Regions from separate parts of the Homo sapiens genome. Here regions 1 and 3 are each linked to region 2. The links are chromatin loops, found by intact Hi-C in ENCODE. Cell type or tissue: PC-9. All regions are shown on one strand.

Evidence for each region. A loop is a pair of places that touch in the nucleus more often than their neighbours do. Peaks named below come from ENCODE experiments on the same cell type or tissue, not always from the same donor. Only the 100,000 strongest peaks of a DNase experiment are listed, where the experiment ranks them.
Region 1: a loop joins it to region 2, with 3.0 times the contacts of the local background. A loop is called at or near these places in 2 of 110 quality-filtered maps.
Region 3: it touches region 2 in a loop (7-fold over the local background); 7 of 110 quality-filtered maps call a loop at or near these places.

Annotation. Positions count from the first base shown.
Region 1 is chr10:71,969,490-71,971,989 of GRCh38, reverse strand. All of the region lies in intron 1 of CHST3 (carbohydrate sulfotransferase 3), which reads right to left. Among named protein-coding and RNA genes, the nearest start is that of CHST3, 6.3 kb to the right of the region's middle. RefSeq lists enhancers at 1,322-1,865, 1,866-2,409. In PC-9, CTCF peaks have their summits at 1,336 and 1,543; a DNase peak (open chromatin) is centred at 1,489.
Region 2 is chr10:71,836,396-71,838,895 of GRCh38, reverse strand. All of the region lies in intron 1 of PSAP (prosaposin), which reads left to right. Among named protein-coding and RNA genes, the nearest start is that of PSAP, 14 kb to the left of the region's middle. RefSeq lists enhancers at 1-710, 1,481-2,250, 2,154-2,253, 2,364-2,433, 2,251-2,500. In PC-9, a CTCF peak has its summit at 1,546 (motif pointing left); a DNase peak (open chromatin) is centred at 455; H3K27ac peaks cover 1,232 bases.
Region 3 is chr10:71,765,391-71,767,890 of GRCh38, reverse strand. The region is part of intron 38 of CDH23 (cadherin related 23); the gene reads right to left. The region is part of intron 1 of VSIR (V-set immunoregulatory receptor); the gene reads left to right. Among named protein-coding and RNA genes, the nearest start is that of VSIR, 6.9 kb to the left of the region's middle. RefSeq lists an enhancer at 355-1,554. In PC-9, no CTCF peak of the experiment used is centred here; DNase peaks (open chromatin) are centred at 100, 540, 990 and 2,340; H3K4me3 peaks cover 515 bases; H3K27ac peaks cover 2,500 bases.

The DNA of each region.
Region 1 (2,500 bases), 130 kb before region 2:
AGAAGGAAGAAAAGTGAAAGAGAAATAGCATGTCTCGGTAAAAAGAAAGCAAGTGGGTGACCTGCGAGGTCACAGTCAGTTCTTCATCCTCTGGTGGGTGACACTGCTTCGTGACTGGCAGGTTCTAGATTTCTATTCTCGGGGCCTCTTCAGACACATCAAACCTGCAGGACAGGCCCTCAGCTTCTCTCCGTGTCTCTAACAAGCCCCTGGAAGTCTCCAGAGGAAAGCCAGGCACCTGCGGCCCTGCCCTGTGGCTGGAGTGAAATTCCTTGCTGAAAATCAGTGTAGTCACAGTGCGGGGACGGGGGTGGCCCAGTGTGTTTTCAAAATATTTCCTCAGATAGCACTGTTTGGCTCAGACACATTAGCACTTTCCAGAATCTTGCAGATGGCGAGGCAGCTGGAGAGGAAGGGAGGAGAGGAGGGGGAAGCGGGAAAGGGTAGGGGAGATGCCCAGGGCTAAATCTCAGGTAGCTGTGTGGGCTGGGGCTGGCACAGGCACAGGCGGGCATCGGCGCAGCATGTGTGAACAGGAACAGCACACACATGACAGAAAGCTGATCAACCTGCAGACTGGTCTGCAGACGGCTAAGCTGTGAAGCCGTCTTATGAACCAGAACTTTTTTCAGAAGCCCAATATGTAGAATACGAACATGTGGACGTGCGGAGCGCAGGACTCACCCCACAACCACCCTCTCCAGAAGCCTGGCAGCAGCAGAACAAAGCAGGAACCAGAACCTTCCAGCAGTGCCCCACTCCCCAAATCCCAGAGGCTTCAGGGCTCGCTGACTCAGCTCAGCACAGCCACAGAGAACGAGAAGGGCCCTCAGCCACTCCCTGGATGCAAGGTGAGGACCCTCCGCTGCCAAGCCCTGGCTCTCCCCCTTCTAACCGGGTGCCTGGTTTTAAAGTTGGTCACTAAGTAAATTGAAGTTATTAAGAGATGGAAAATGTGCTTCCTATCCCACAGACTTAGTCACTCAGAATAGTGCTTGAGTTTCTGGAAATCATTGGTGTGACCTTACACCACCACCCCTGAGCTGATAGGACTCCAGCCCAAAGCAAAGAAACCTGACATTTTTGTCCAGGTAGCCTACAAAGTAAATGAATCTATGAGGGTTTGCTCACAGGTAGGCCCCGTCTTGGAGAGACATAACGGGAAAATTAGCTTTGGTCTATCCACCCTAAAGCAATGTTTAAGAAGCAAAGCTTCTCAGATGCCACAAAATGGAGAAAAGTCTCATCATTCTGCACCATCAAAGTTAAACTCACCAACCAACCAAGACGTCACCGTCTGCCTGCTGGGGAGGGTCCAGGCTTGGGACTGACTCAGAGGGAGCAGGGCTGAGCTGGGACCCCCGGCCGTCTTCTCTCCCATATACATGTTCCTCCTGTGCCCAGCCACCAGCGTCCCTGCAGCACAAGGACTGGCCAGCGGAGGGTGTGTTCCCTGACTTTTGAGGCTCTTAAAGTTAAGGAGGAGGGACTGGGCGGGGAGGGGGCAGGTGTAACCACAGAGGCCAAATAAGAACATCCCGGGCTGGCCTCCGAGGTGGTTGTTTACTTGCGGCATTCAGGAGAGGCTGAACTGGGAACTGGCTTGTTTATTTTCCACACTTTTTCTCCAAATCCTTTTCATAGAGTCCTCTGAAACCTCAGTGATAAATTTCCTAGGGCCCAGGGAAGCCACAGTCCCTCAGCACACAGCCATCTTTGTGAGGAGGTGGTGGGGGGTGAGGGGGATCAAGAGGACGGAGGGCAGCTGGAGACAAGAAGTCACTGGTGGTCAGGGGCTCCCGGGGCCCACCCTGCCCTCCAAGCTGGTGGCGGCCCAGCAGCCACAGGCCAGATTTGGGGCAATAGAGACAGAGGGCTGAAGCGTGTCCACCGGCAAGCACAGAACAAACCGTCCAGGCCTGCCAGGGGCCACCCCACACCCCGCTGTGGAGTCCACGCGCTCAGGGTAGGACCAGCAGCATTCTGTCATCTCTTTAGGCCTTAGAGAAGAAAAGGTGGCAAATATCATTTCTGTTTAACGAATGAAAAGGAGAAGTGTCTCCTCTCCTGAGGCATAACCTCACGAAAGCCAGAGACTCTCTGAGTGTTCCTTCGCAGCAAAGACCCTCTCTGTGCCGCCACTCTAGGAGTTCCCAGCAGAAGCATTCACGGCCCCTCCTGGGGCTTCACCCAGCATCTGACTACATTTCCAAGAACTTCCCATGCCTCAGGCACTGGGATGGAACCAGGGGTACAAAGATGGACAGCCCCGGCCCCTGCAGTGGGGTGGCTTCTCCCCACACCCAGTCCCCCAACTTCCGTCCTGGTCACTGTGTCCCCTCTGCAGTGGAGGGGGAGAGGGCTCCAGTTTCTTTGCAGCTCAGCACTAGGAAGGCTCTAAGAACTCACCCAGGTGGGCTTCCTGTGGAAGGTGGGCAGGGATCAGCTGGGCAGTGCTCATCCAATGCTCTTTGCGTCCTTTGAAGGGCGCCAGCCTTTC
Region 2 (2,500 bases):
TCTTTTAGTTCAGCCCACCACTGAAAGGATCCCTCTTATATAGAATTGCTCATAAGTTATGCATTTTGTTTCTGCTTGTTTGCTTCCACTGTTGGTGAGGTCATCACCTAATGATGCCACTCATTCTCTCTTTTTTTTCTGAGACAGGCTCTGGCTTTATTGCCCAGGCTGGAGTGCAGTGGTGCTGGGGCACTGGAGTGCAACCTCCGCCTCCTGGGCTCAATCGATCCTCCCACCTCAGCCTCCTTGGTAGCTGGGACTACTGAGGCGTGCACCACCACGTCCAGCTAATCCGTTCTCTTTTTATGCCCCTGGGTGGATGTTAAATGCATTCTTTACCTGGAGCTGTGGTCTGCTTCCTTGCACCCATTGTTCAGAGATCTGTGGTCTGGAGCCACTCATACCAGCTCCACACCCTGGTGGAAGGTGTACGGGATTCTCCCCCTCCTTGGAGATGACCGCGTGTCTCTGAAACATTCCTTCTCCCGTCACTCATCCCCAGTCCTCCAGGGGACTCTCTGGGTGGGGCCCCAGGCCCTCCCCTCCCTGGCCTCTGCTGAGCAGCTCACGTTGCTCATGGGCGTGTCTCTCCTGGTGCTATTGGCCCTTGCTGTTCTGTTTTCCCTTTGAGTCTGCACAACTTCTCATGGAACCCTGTTAGTGCCATTTGCCCATCTTGTTCTCTTGGACTCTGTGTTAGCCTCTCTTGGCTCTTGCTGCTTCCATTTCTCATGTGGACGTTTTTGAATTCGCCTTCCAGTTAGGTGCCTGACATTGGTATCTCCCACCTCCTCTTCAGTTCTGCCACCTTGTGCCTGGGTGGTTGAGACCCACACATGAGCTTGCCTGTCCTGTCCCTCCCAGAAATCCCTGAAGCTTCCTGCAGTATCGCCCACGGGGTTGAGCCCTCACCTTAGGGTGTGTGGGGCAGGTGAGACCATTCCCCCAAGCACCTGAGATCTGTCTGCCTTTGCAGCCTGGCTGCCGCTACTTCCCTTGGCTTCGCTCCTGAAAAGACAGGACAGTTTCTTCCCTTCCCCACAGAGAACTGGACTCCTTTGGAATGTTCTGGAATTCCCCACTCCCTCTCCACGTAGCCAGCCTTTTCTGTCACCATCTTGCAGGTGCCAATTCCAATTTCGTTTTGAGGAAGGCTCCGTTAGCATTGCCTTGCCGCTCCCATTCCCACCGATGCGTGGGATCACACACCATTACTTAGATGTCTGTTCCTCCTGCTCTTTGGGGTAAAGAAAATCGTGACTGTTCATTTGTTCTTTGGCCTGAGGGCCTCGGGCTCTGCGCAGTCAGTGGAGCTGGTAGCCATGCCTTCAGCTGGGTTGTTTACCTGCTTGTGTGGAGAAAAACCACCCTTGCCTGTAGAGCTTTATGATTAATCCACAGCTGGGACCTGAGAAGTTCCTCAAGTGCTAGGAGAAATGTGTGTGTAATAAAGTTTCTGGGAAAGGGATCCATGTCCCCAAAAGGTTCTGACCCACTGTTTGATCCCCTCTTAGGAGATCTGCTCTGGGAGTGGGCTTTGCACCTCTTGGCGGCTGGGAGCTCCCCAGCACCACCCAGTGGTGCCTGCCCTGAGGACACGCAGTCTATGAACGTATGTCATCATGTCGTTCATCCTGGGAGATGGAATCCGTTGCATACCACAGGCTGTTTTTGTAACATGCACCTTTATGTTTGGCTTGTGGTTGGAGGTAGAAGGGGGTGTCTTGCTAAGAAGGCACTTTCTAGGAGTTGGAATTTACGTGTTACTTCCTGTGTCCACGGAAATCTGTTTTACGCTGGAACTTGACTTTATAGGCGTACCGAATTCTCCACCATGCGTATCTTTTTGCCTCCAGATCTGAGGAAGAGGCCTGCTGCCATTCAGTAGGTCATGGATTGGGAAGTGACAGTCAGTTTGTATTAGCTGGGCCAGTTTCAGATACAAGGGGCTGCCCAAGATTATTTTCAGTCCAGGTTGGCCGGACCAAAACAAGTAACAAAGTCATCATGGAAAACGATTATTGTTTCACATTCCTAGAGGAAGTAGGCAGCCTACAAAGTATTCTCACATGGGCCTGTGAGAGTGTGTTGTGTTCCGGAAACACTCTAGATTTTGGTCAGCTGTAGCTAGTTCCCTGCTGAGAGGGCTGGAGAAAGTAGCTGGGTGGACATTACACTGGATGAGCATTTTTAAGAATCGGGGGTGCTGGTCACTTGCCCCTGCTTTTGGTGGTGACTCCTCTGTCTTGGCTCTGGTCTCCTGAGGTCTGAGCCCATCCTCTTCTGGCTTCCCTGTGTATCACTCTGCCTTCCTCTGCCTAGAGACTCATTTGGTAGCCTCCTGTTCATCTTGATTTGGAGGTAGGGCTAGGCAGTGTATCATGGTGTCATCATGGGTCCTTTTCAGAGTCCTAGGGGCCCAGGGCCTGCTAGGGTGTGGTGGGAGTCATCAGGTCTGGGGTTCCTATTTGTGCTGTCTCTGTGACCGCACAGTCCCCAG
Region 3 (2,500 bases), 71 kb after region 2:
CCCCGGATGCACGGAGGCTTTCCCAAGGTGCTGGAAGTGCCGCTTCCTTCAATAGAGCCTGGCTTCCCCTTCCCAGCCCCCTTGGTCTGATGTGAATGGACACTTCCTGCGGGGGCAGGTATCAATAAACACATCTGAGATGCCCTTTGTCCTCACTGGCCAGAAAGCCCCAGGGCAGACTTGCTGGCTTCAGGCCCTGAGCCTATGCCTTGTGACGCTTCCTTTCTTAGCCTTGGCAGCCCCAGTCCTGATTGATCCATGCCTCTGTTTCCCTCTGCATCTTGATAAAGACAGAACATAGTCTTTTCCTACAGCCCCAGCCCCAGCCTGTGGACCATCCTGGGGGATGGGGCCTGGCGGGGAGCTGGAACCAGGTCCCATTCTCTTTGGGATGTCCTGTGAGACCAAGGACGGGACCTTTTGCATCTAGTGCAGGGCCAGCCACAGCAGGCAATTAATAACTGTTTACTTGACAACCTCTAGCAGCTGGTCAGAGTTCAGCTGTTTGGGTGGGGCTTCCTAGGCCCGACTAACCAAGCTTGGGTCCCACCTCCAAAGGCTAGGGCGTTGCCTTGGCGACTGTGGGCTAAGCTCACGCCCTGTCATGAAAAATACACAGGCCTGTCCACACCCACACACACCCATCCCGTGCACACTCACAGGGGTCACCCGGGGCCTGCTGGGTGGAGAGAGGTGAAGGTCACAAAAACTGGCATTCTGAGAAGATGCCAACAAGAGCTCCTTTCCCTTGTACTGGGACAGAAACATCTGAGGGTGCCACAGCTAGAAATCTCAGGCACAGGTCCAGGCCCAAGTTCTGAGCAGATGCCCCTGATGGAACTCTGCATCCCCACAGCCTCCCTGCCTGGGCCTGGCCCATGTTAGGACCTTGGTAAATATTTGTGGAATGAAAGAATGATGTTTTCAGCTTGGGTCTGAGGCAGAGCAGGAATGTTGCACGGAGGGCGTGGAGGTCAATGCACGGTCAGTTCATTTTTTCTAAATAGCTGAAGGATGAGGCATCAGCCCCGCCTGCCCACTGGAGGGTTCTGGAGAGGTGGGTGGCTCTTCCTGTCTGCAGTGCTGGCCTGTCCAAGGTGTGAATCTCAGCTCAGTCACACAGCACTGTGTGGCCTTGGGCAAGTCACTTCTCTGAGTCTGTTTCCTCATCTTTAAAATAGGGATGATACCACCCATGTTGGGGGTGTTATGAGAACTAAATGTGACAGGTATAAGATGCTCAGCAAGAGCCTAGCACATAATACATGGTCATAAGACAGCTCTTCCCTCCTGCCCACAGGATTTTAGAGCTGGCAGCCCTCAGGTTAAGATGAAGAAACGGAGGCTCAGAGAAGGGTGGGATCTGCCCAAGGGCACACAATGAGGGCACAACTAAGTGGACACTGAGGCCCCAGGACGTTGCAATCCAAGCGAGAGTTTTACTCCTGAGACTCAGGCTTTCCCAGGTTCACGGCACTCTTCCTCTAGGTGGCCCTGCCTCCTTACCTGGTGGCAGGTGGCGGGTGGCGGGCGGGGGGCCTGGGTCTTGACAGCAGCACGGCAACTGGACGGTTCCCGCCTGGCACATGCTCAGGCCCAGGCCCCGGGTCATTTTCCTGTCCCACATGCTTTTGGCCACCCTGGAGCCAGGGGCTTTCCTCCCCACCCACTTTTCCCGGTCTCCGACAATGACCCAGGTGTCCAAAAGGATCTGCTCCTGACAATAAGCAACATCCTCTCGCCAAAGAATTGTAATTTTAGCCGGGCTGCACAGCTTCCCTGACAACACACAGGCATGTGCACAGATGTGGAGTCCGCGGGGCACGTGCAGGCCCCTCTGCGTGCTGTGCGCTGCCCCTCTCCCCCATGCCATGCCTTCGAGTGTCCTCCTAACGACAGGCTGCTGTGGGCCTTGTCCCAGCTGGAGTCTCAGACACAGTAAATGGGGTGTTTTCTGGCCTTCCCTCCCTCCCCAGGACAAACCCCTGTGGACCCTTGGTTTGTCCTGTCCCTCTGGCTTGTCCTGGACCCTCTCCTGTCTGGCCCTCTTGCTTGAAAACTGAACATCCTCCCCTGCTCCCCAAACTTGAATCCTAAGACAGCTTTTTTCTAAAAGGGGAACAACTCCTTTGGGACCTGTGGGATGGGTGGCCAGTGTGTGAGGGGTGGGGAGGTGTGGGGGATTGAGCAATGCCCCCTCTCCCGTACTCCCTGAACTCTGCTTTCTCTCTGATGCACCCACCCGCCGTGCATCTCAAGGAAGTTGCCTCCAGGGGAGAACATCCCTTCCCTACTGCTGCGGGTGCTATGGGTACAATCCTGGGGTCATTAACCCCATTGCTTAGACCCTGAGGGCTCCCAGCCTGGTGCCCTGCCCCACCTTGTTCACAGGGACACTCAGGCCAACAACCACGCTAGCCCCACTTGTCCACACCTCTGTCCACTTGAGGGCCCCCAACCCCACCCAGCTCAGCTTTGCGCATCTTGCTTTGGCTGCCAG